2 separate regions of the Mus musculus genome follow, and region 2 is linked to region 1. A link is a loop called in an ENCODE intact Hi-C map of the cell type or tissue named here. Cell type or tissue: heart. All regions are shown on one strand. Links, peaks and the distances in the headings refer to the core of each region. The heading gives the core; the rest is flanking DNA. Region 1 overlaps Zfp329 (zinc finger protein 329). Region 2 holds the start of Zfp446 (zinc finger protein 446).

Region 1 (2,905 bases), core at 210-2,709:
ATATAGTTAAAATCTATACCTTATCCCACAGATCAGCATTTTTTTTTTCTGCAAGGGAAAAGTTGTATTTTAAACTGTGTTCAATATCATTTCCGCTGCAACTACTCAGCCACCGATGACTGTAATGTGGAAGGAGCTATAGATGATTTGTAGGCAAATGTGTGTGGATGTGTCCAATAAAGTTTTACATATGGACTCTGATTTTTTAAAAATTGTATTTCACAGTGAAAATTACAGAAGATTCAGTTTCATTTTTTAAAGTAAGCCAGACTGGTGGTGCTTACTTGTAAATCTCAGCGCTTAGAGGCAGTAACAGGATGATTGCCACAAGTTCCAATCAGCATGGACTACATAAACTCAGTTGCAAAAACCACAAAAACAAAAAACAAAACAAAACAAAACAAAAAAACCCCAAACAACCAAAAGACAAAACTATAATAAAATACTCTTTGTCCAAAACCACAAGATTCGGAGTAGCATTTATCCAGGGGCTATAGTTTGATAGACAAACTATTTAAATGGAAAGGCGGCTTGAAGCTTCTAGTTGAGAATATCAAACTTTTTTTTTTTTTGTCATCTTGGATAGGCAAACATTTTAAAGTGAAATGGGTATCAGAGAAAGGTTATAGTAAATTTAAGAATTCATATGCATCAGAAAGTCCATATAAGTGAAATGACAATAAAAAAAAGAGACCATTGTAGCTCATAGTTAAATATGTTAAGGATCCAGCATCTCAAAGATTAAAAAAATAAAAAAAACCTCATTGAAAATGTGCGAAAACGCTTTGGTTCTGTGCCGTTTTGAAAGAGGAAATTCAAATAGCCAATAAATTCATGGCAGTGTCCAAATTCATTACATGTTATAGAAATCCCAGGATACTGTAGCTGGATGAATAGTACAGGTGTTGACAGGTAACTAGTTGATAAGCAACTGCATTTTGTAGTCACCTGTCCTGTCTTCAAACCGAACTCTCCAAACTTAAGAGTCAAAAGATGAAAAAACTGTCTCGGAGAGGAAGCTGGGTTGCTTTACAGAGCGTCTTTTCTGTGTTCTTCCTTACCCCCTAGTAAAATCTCTTCTGAATGGGCTGATTTCTGTCTGCTCCTGCGTGCTACGTTTCAGTTTCCTTGCTGCTGTCACCTTAGAGATTTTTCCTGCTTTTAAATTCTTTAATTGCTGAGGAAAGGCAATCCCTAGGGATTACCTAGGGATAACAAATGGAAGGGCGCTGGACTCGCTGGGCGCCCTGGGTCACATCCCGCATAAGGAGGGTGGGGAGACAGGGGTAGGTAGGTACTATTGCAAAAGGATGACCTCTCGTAGGAGGTTCGCGCAGTCTGGGACAGGTGGCTCGAGGTTTTCCTTTCATTAAGCCTCAGCAGTTTGCCGGGACTAAAAGCTGCAGAGCTCGAGACAGCAACGGAAAAGGAAGCGTCCGCTCTTGCGGCCTTGGATCTGGTTATCCGGGATAGCCTCACTCAGCTTTTAGTGACGTCAGGCAGCTCAGGAACACCTCATCCGGGAGCCTGGGGCGAGCACGCGCAGACCTCTAGCGTCCCACGTGGGAGTTGAGCCCAAGGAGGTGAGTGGGCGACTCCCTGGTTCTTAGGTGGTGTCTTCGTCCTTTGTTGTCCGCCCCCCTCCCCCTTCCGCAGAGGCGAAGCAGAGCCCTAGACCTGCGTGTCTGGGCATCTTGGGATCTAGCGCTGAGCGTGGGCTGGCGGCCTTTTGTTGTGCGTAATGTCACGTGCGTCCTCGGCCCGCAGGACGCGGAGAATGGTTCCTTCTTACTCTGGGTCAGACTCCCTGAGGTTCGCACTCCTCCGCCTGTGTGCATCTTGCTGCTTTCCCTCCAAGTGCACTCGCAGACGCAGCTCCTCCCCCTCCCTTCCTCCTCTGGGTCTCAGGATTAGGGACTGGAATCCCTACTGTGTTCTGTGTCCACTCCCAAGCTTTCTTCTCTGTGCCTTTCTGCCCACCAGACCTTTTTCTGCTTTCCCTCCATCCCTTTCCTCATATAGACAGCGTTCCCTCCCAGCACCTGTGTGTGTTTTGTTTCTCTTCCTAGAGGTCTTCCTTCTCTCCCTGCTGAGTGTTGCCTTTCCCTACCTGCCAATACAGGCATGGACTGGGTTGTCTTTACCCACAGGCCCCTGATATCCACTCCTTTCCGAGGTCAGACATCCCTGACTTAAGTGAGTTCTTAGTTCAGCATCTAGTGTATTCTCTGTAACTGACTTCTTTCTCTCAATTCCTCAGCATTCACCTCGATGTTTTGTTTTGCTTTTTCTTTTTCTATTAGTCACACACTTTCCCCATTGTGTTTTCAAAATACTTTCCTTTACCTCTAAGAAATTCCCAGAATCCAACCACCTCCTCGCTTGTGTTCTCACAAGACAGCAGGGGAACTTGTCAAAATCATGACCAATTTAAACCACGATAACTTCAGCTCCGCAATCGCTAGAGTCCTCACAAGCTTGGGTATGGGCCCAGGAACCTACATCAAAGCAGAAGTCAGAGCACAAGTCTGCCACCCTGGGCAGTGCGTTCTTTGAGTTTTGCTTGGCTTTATAAGTAGCGGCAAGAGAATGGAACAGGTATCTCTAACCCAGAAAACAAATACAGATCTGACCCTAAGTTTGTAGATCGAGTATTTGATGGTAAGAGTGGTATGTTTTGTTCTTCGACTTCTCTTCCATTACAGTGCAAAATCAGGTCCCATGCTTAAACATCGTTGCCTAGAAGAGAGCCAGGCACACAGTTAAGAGTTCAGTAAACTTTTGCTGAGTGAATGACAAAAGGCTGTCTCTGTGACTGCAAGATCACAGAGTGGGTGTGCAGTGCATCCAGCATTTTGTCCCAGCGTCTCCAGGCCACTGTAGAGCTTTCTCTTTTAGAATACAT
Region 2 (2,905 bases), core at 311-2,810, 170 kb before region 1:
CTGAGGACTCCTTCTGGACTAGAGGAAGCATCTTTGGCTTCAGGATGTGGGCTGTGATCTGAAGAGAATCATGTCACAGGGGCTCTCCCTTCGATCTGTCCTTCTAAGAAGCTAATGTCATTTCACTCACCCAGCCCAGCAGCTGCCCAGGATCATGCTGCAGCCCCTCAACAAGAACTGCGGCCTCCTCGGGGCTTCCTGGTCGCTGCCCTCGAACCCAGGCCTGGATCTCAGGGGGCAACACACCCAGGAACTGTTCCAAAATCAGCAACTCTATTATGTGTTCTTTGGAGGATGACTCAGGCTGTAGCCACTGGTGACACAACTCTCGAAGCTGGGCCAGTGCCTCTCGGGGTCCCTCAACCTCCTCATAGCAGAAACCCCGGAAACGGAGTCGTGCAGCCTCAGGCTCCTCAAGGGTGGTCCTGGAGTCTCTGAGGGATAGGTGTGGGGTACCCCGAGGAGATGGCATTCTTGTTTTGAAGGGTCTTTTTGGAGGTGACAGAGGGACCTACAGAAAAGGAAGAATGTCATCTAAGGTCAGAAGACACACACCAGACCCCTCCTAGAAGCCGGAAAAGAGAACCCTGAGGCCAGGAGAACTTCAAAGAAGGTCATGGGAGGTGCAGCCCCACAGCAGTTGAGCAGCTGTATTTTGTTTTGAAGATAAATGACTGGGTGGAATGTCCAGGGACCTTCTAGAAAACTGCAAATGACGGGCTCAAACATTTGGGTACAACACAGGGCTCCTGGGAGATGAAAGTGGCTCATCCAGTAGACAAAGGGTCAAGCAGGACACGGAGGGAAGGGGGGTGGGACCATCATCCTGGGTGACCTGGAGCCCTGAGGCTTCAGACAGGAGGCAGACCACTGTGCTAGCTGAAGAGTTGGCTCTGAGACACAGGTACAAGACCTGGGGCAGAGCTGAAAGCCTGGGTGCATTCTCAGGAGCTTATTATGGGTTGGGAGGCACAGCTCGCTGATCGCAGCTGAATTGTGGATGCCTCATACTGCCTCAGCTTACTACGCATGTGAAACCCTGAAACAAAAGCCAAAATCAAACAGCCCCGTTTTGTGTGGAGTTGTAAACTGGAACCTGTGTCCCAGCTCTTAAGATTCTGGTTTTAAATCGGCTCTCTTGGGACATCCGTCCTGCTCTGGAGAAACTCAAGAGTTGGGGTGTCAGGCTCTGACACAGGAAAGGGGTGGGTCCGACGGCTGGGAGGTGCTCTCGGTGATCCGAGGAGCCGGATTATGAAGCTGCGCCCGCCCAGCTAGGAGTGAGCTCACCTCTGACGCGTGGGAGAGCCCCAGGAGGTTGGGGCACTTCCAGGAAGTGACACCGAGCACGTCCCACTGCCACTCAGAGAACGCCCCGCCTCGCGCGTTGCCCTACCAGCCCGGCCAATCCTGCATCTGCTCCGCCGGATCGGCCCCCTTCGCTCGGACTACGTCTCCCGTGAGCCTCAGCAAGAACGACAGCACGCTTCCAAGGCCTCTCACGCGCGAGACTCTTCGCTCCTCTCCTTGGGGTCGCGTTGCTGCAGAGTTCCGGGGGGGGTTCCCACTCCTGACTTGGCAGCCGTTCTTCTCTTGCAACCGCAGCCGTAGGACTCACGTAGGACGGAGCCGACTGTGGGTTAGCCTCCTTACGCATGTGCGCAACGGACCTGGTTTCTATTGGCCAGAGAGGCATCCTGACCAATCAGAGCTAGCGCTCCCGGAAGGACTCTCGCTCCTTGTGTCTCCTAGGTAACAGCTAGCGCACAACTTAGGGCCTCTTGCTGTTCTCTGAGTTAAGCTGTAAGGGTCCCCCTGCCTCGGAGAAGGCCTAGGTGGAGGCTCCTTGGCCTCTTGAGTCCAGACTGTTCTAGACAATCCCGTTGGGAATCCAGGTGAAAGGCGGTGGTGGGCGAGAAAAACTCAGTATGGCCTCCATCGGATCTCCGTTAAGCTCCCTGGATATTGTGGAGACAGTAGGCCTACAGGTGAACAAGTGCTCAGAGGAGGTAACCATGTAATTACCAACCCTCACTAATAGTCTTCAGATAACATTACTGAAAATAAGGACGGAGGTTTCTGATTAAAATTACGAGGTATACTCAACCCTTACTTAGGAGGATGTAGTTAGACAAGATGACTTATATTTATTTTTTTTCTCCCAATGGGCAGTTGATGGCATTTTGTTTGTTTGTGGGGGAATGGGGCCTTTAAAGAATAAAAGTCCTTGGCTGTCCTGGAACTCACTCTGTAGACCCTACTAGCTAGCCTGGAGCTCACTCAATAGTTCTGCCAGTCTTTCTCCCATTCGCTGAGATTAAAGGCATGGGCCCCCATATCCGACAGTTAGAGGCTTTTTAGCTTAATTGCAGATGGGCTTAGTTTTATTTCCACATATCAAGTGGCTGGACTGTGATATAAACCATTCAATCCTGAACTCGATCTGCCTACTTGGGTTTCTTCTGCTACCCAGGAACCTTCTCCTTGGCAGCTACTGTAGAGAGCAGCGGTTCTCTACATCCAAAACTCCTGAGCAGTTCTGTCGGTAGAATTTGTCTTTTACAGATTCTCTGGACACAACTCTCACCACCTACCTATTGAGGAGAAGCGCTAAGGGGGCCTAAGGGGGTTCCCAGAAAGCTCTCTTGGAAACACCTTTGTTCTAGTGCTCACCTCCCTGCTAGGCTGGTTTCTAAGCCTTCTATGTGCCACAGGATAGACCTGGTTGAGTCTTGTGATGGTATACATCTTACCCCTGGGCTTGACATGACCATTACCATCTTTATTTCTCCCTTGTTCAGGCCATTAAATCTAAGACCACATATTTAATAGGTAAACTATCATTGAGCTAGCCCCAACTCAGTCCTTAATTATAATGGTTATATTAGGTTGGCCAATGTAACCA

The links. Hi-C counts contacts between places; a loop is a spot of excess contacts. Peaks named below come from ENCODE experiments on the same cell type or tissue, not always from the same donor. Only the 100,000 strongest peaks of a DNase experiment are listed, where the experiment ranks them.
Region 2: a loop joins it to region 1, with 2.0 times the contacts of the local background. A loop is called at or near these places in 1 of 42 quality-filtered maps.

Annotation. Positions count from the first base shown.
Region 1 is chr7:12,802,272-12,805,176 of GRCm38, reverse strand. Zfp329 (zinc finger protein 329) reads left to right here. Exons shown (of 2, transcript NM_026046.3): 2 at 1-1,399. It also overlaps a transcript of Zscan18 not described here. Among named protein-coding and RNA genes, the nearest start is that of Zfp329, 15 kb to the left of the region's middle. In heart, for the core only: no CTCF peak of the experiment used is centred there; a DNase peak (open chromatin) is centred at 1,536; H3K4me3 peaks cover 1,587 bases; H3K27ac peaks cover 1,357 bases.
Region 2 is chr7:12,976,604-12,979,508 of GRCm38, reverse strand. Zfp446 (zinc finger protein 446) reads right to left here and starts at 1,661. Exons shown (of 6, transcript NM_175558.4): 1 at 1,397-1,661; 2 at 131-511; 3 at 1-58. The coding sequence starts at 1,657. In heart, for the core only: no CTCF peak of the experiment used is centred there; DNase peaks (open chromatin) are centred at 1,338 and 1,658; H3K4me3 peaks cover 2,165 bases; H3K27ac peaks cover 2,036 bases.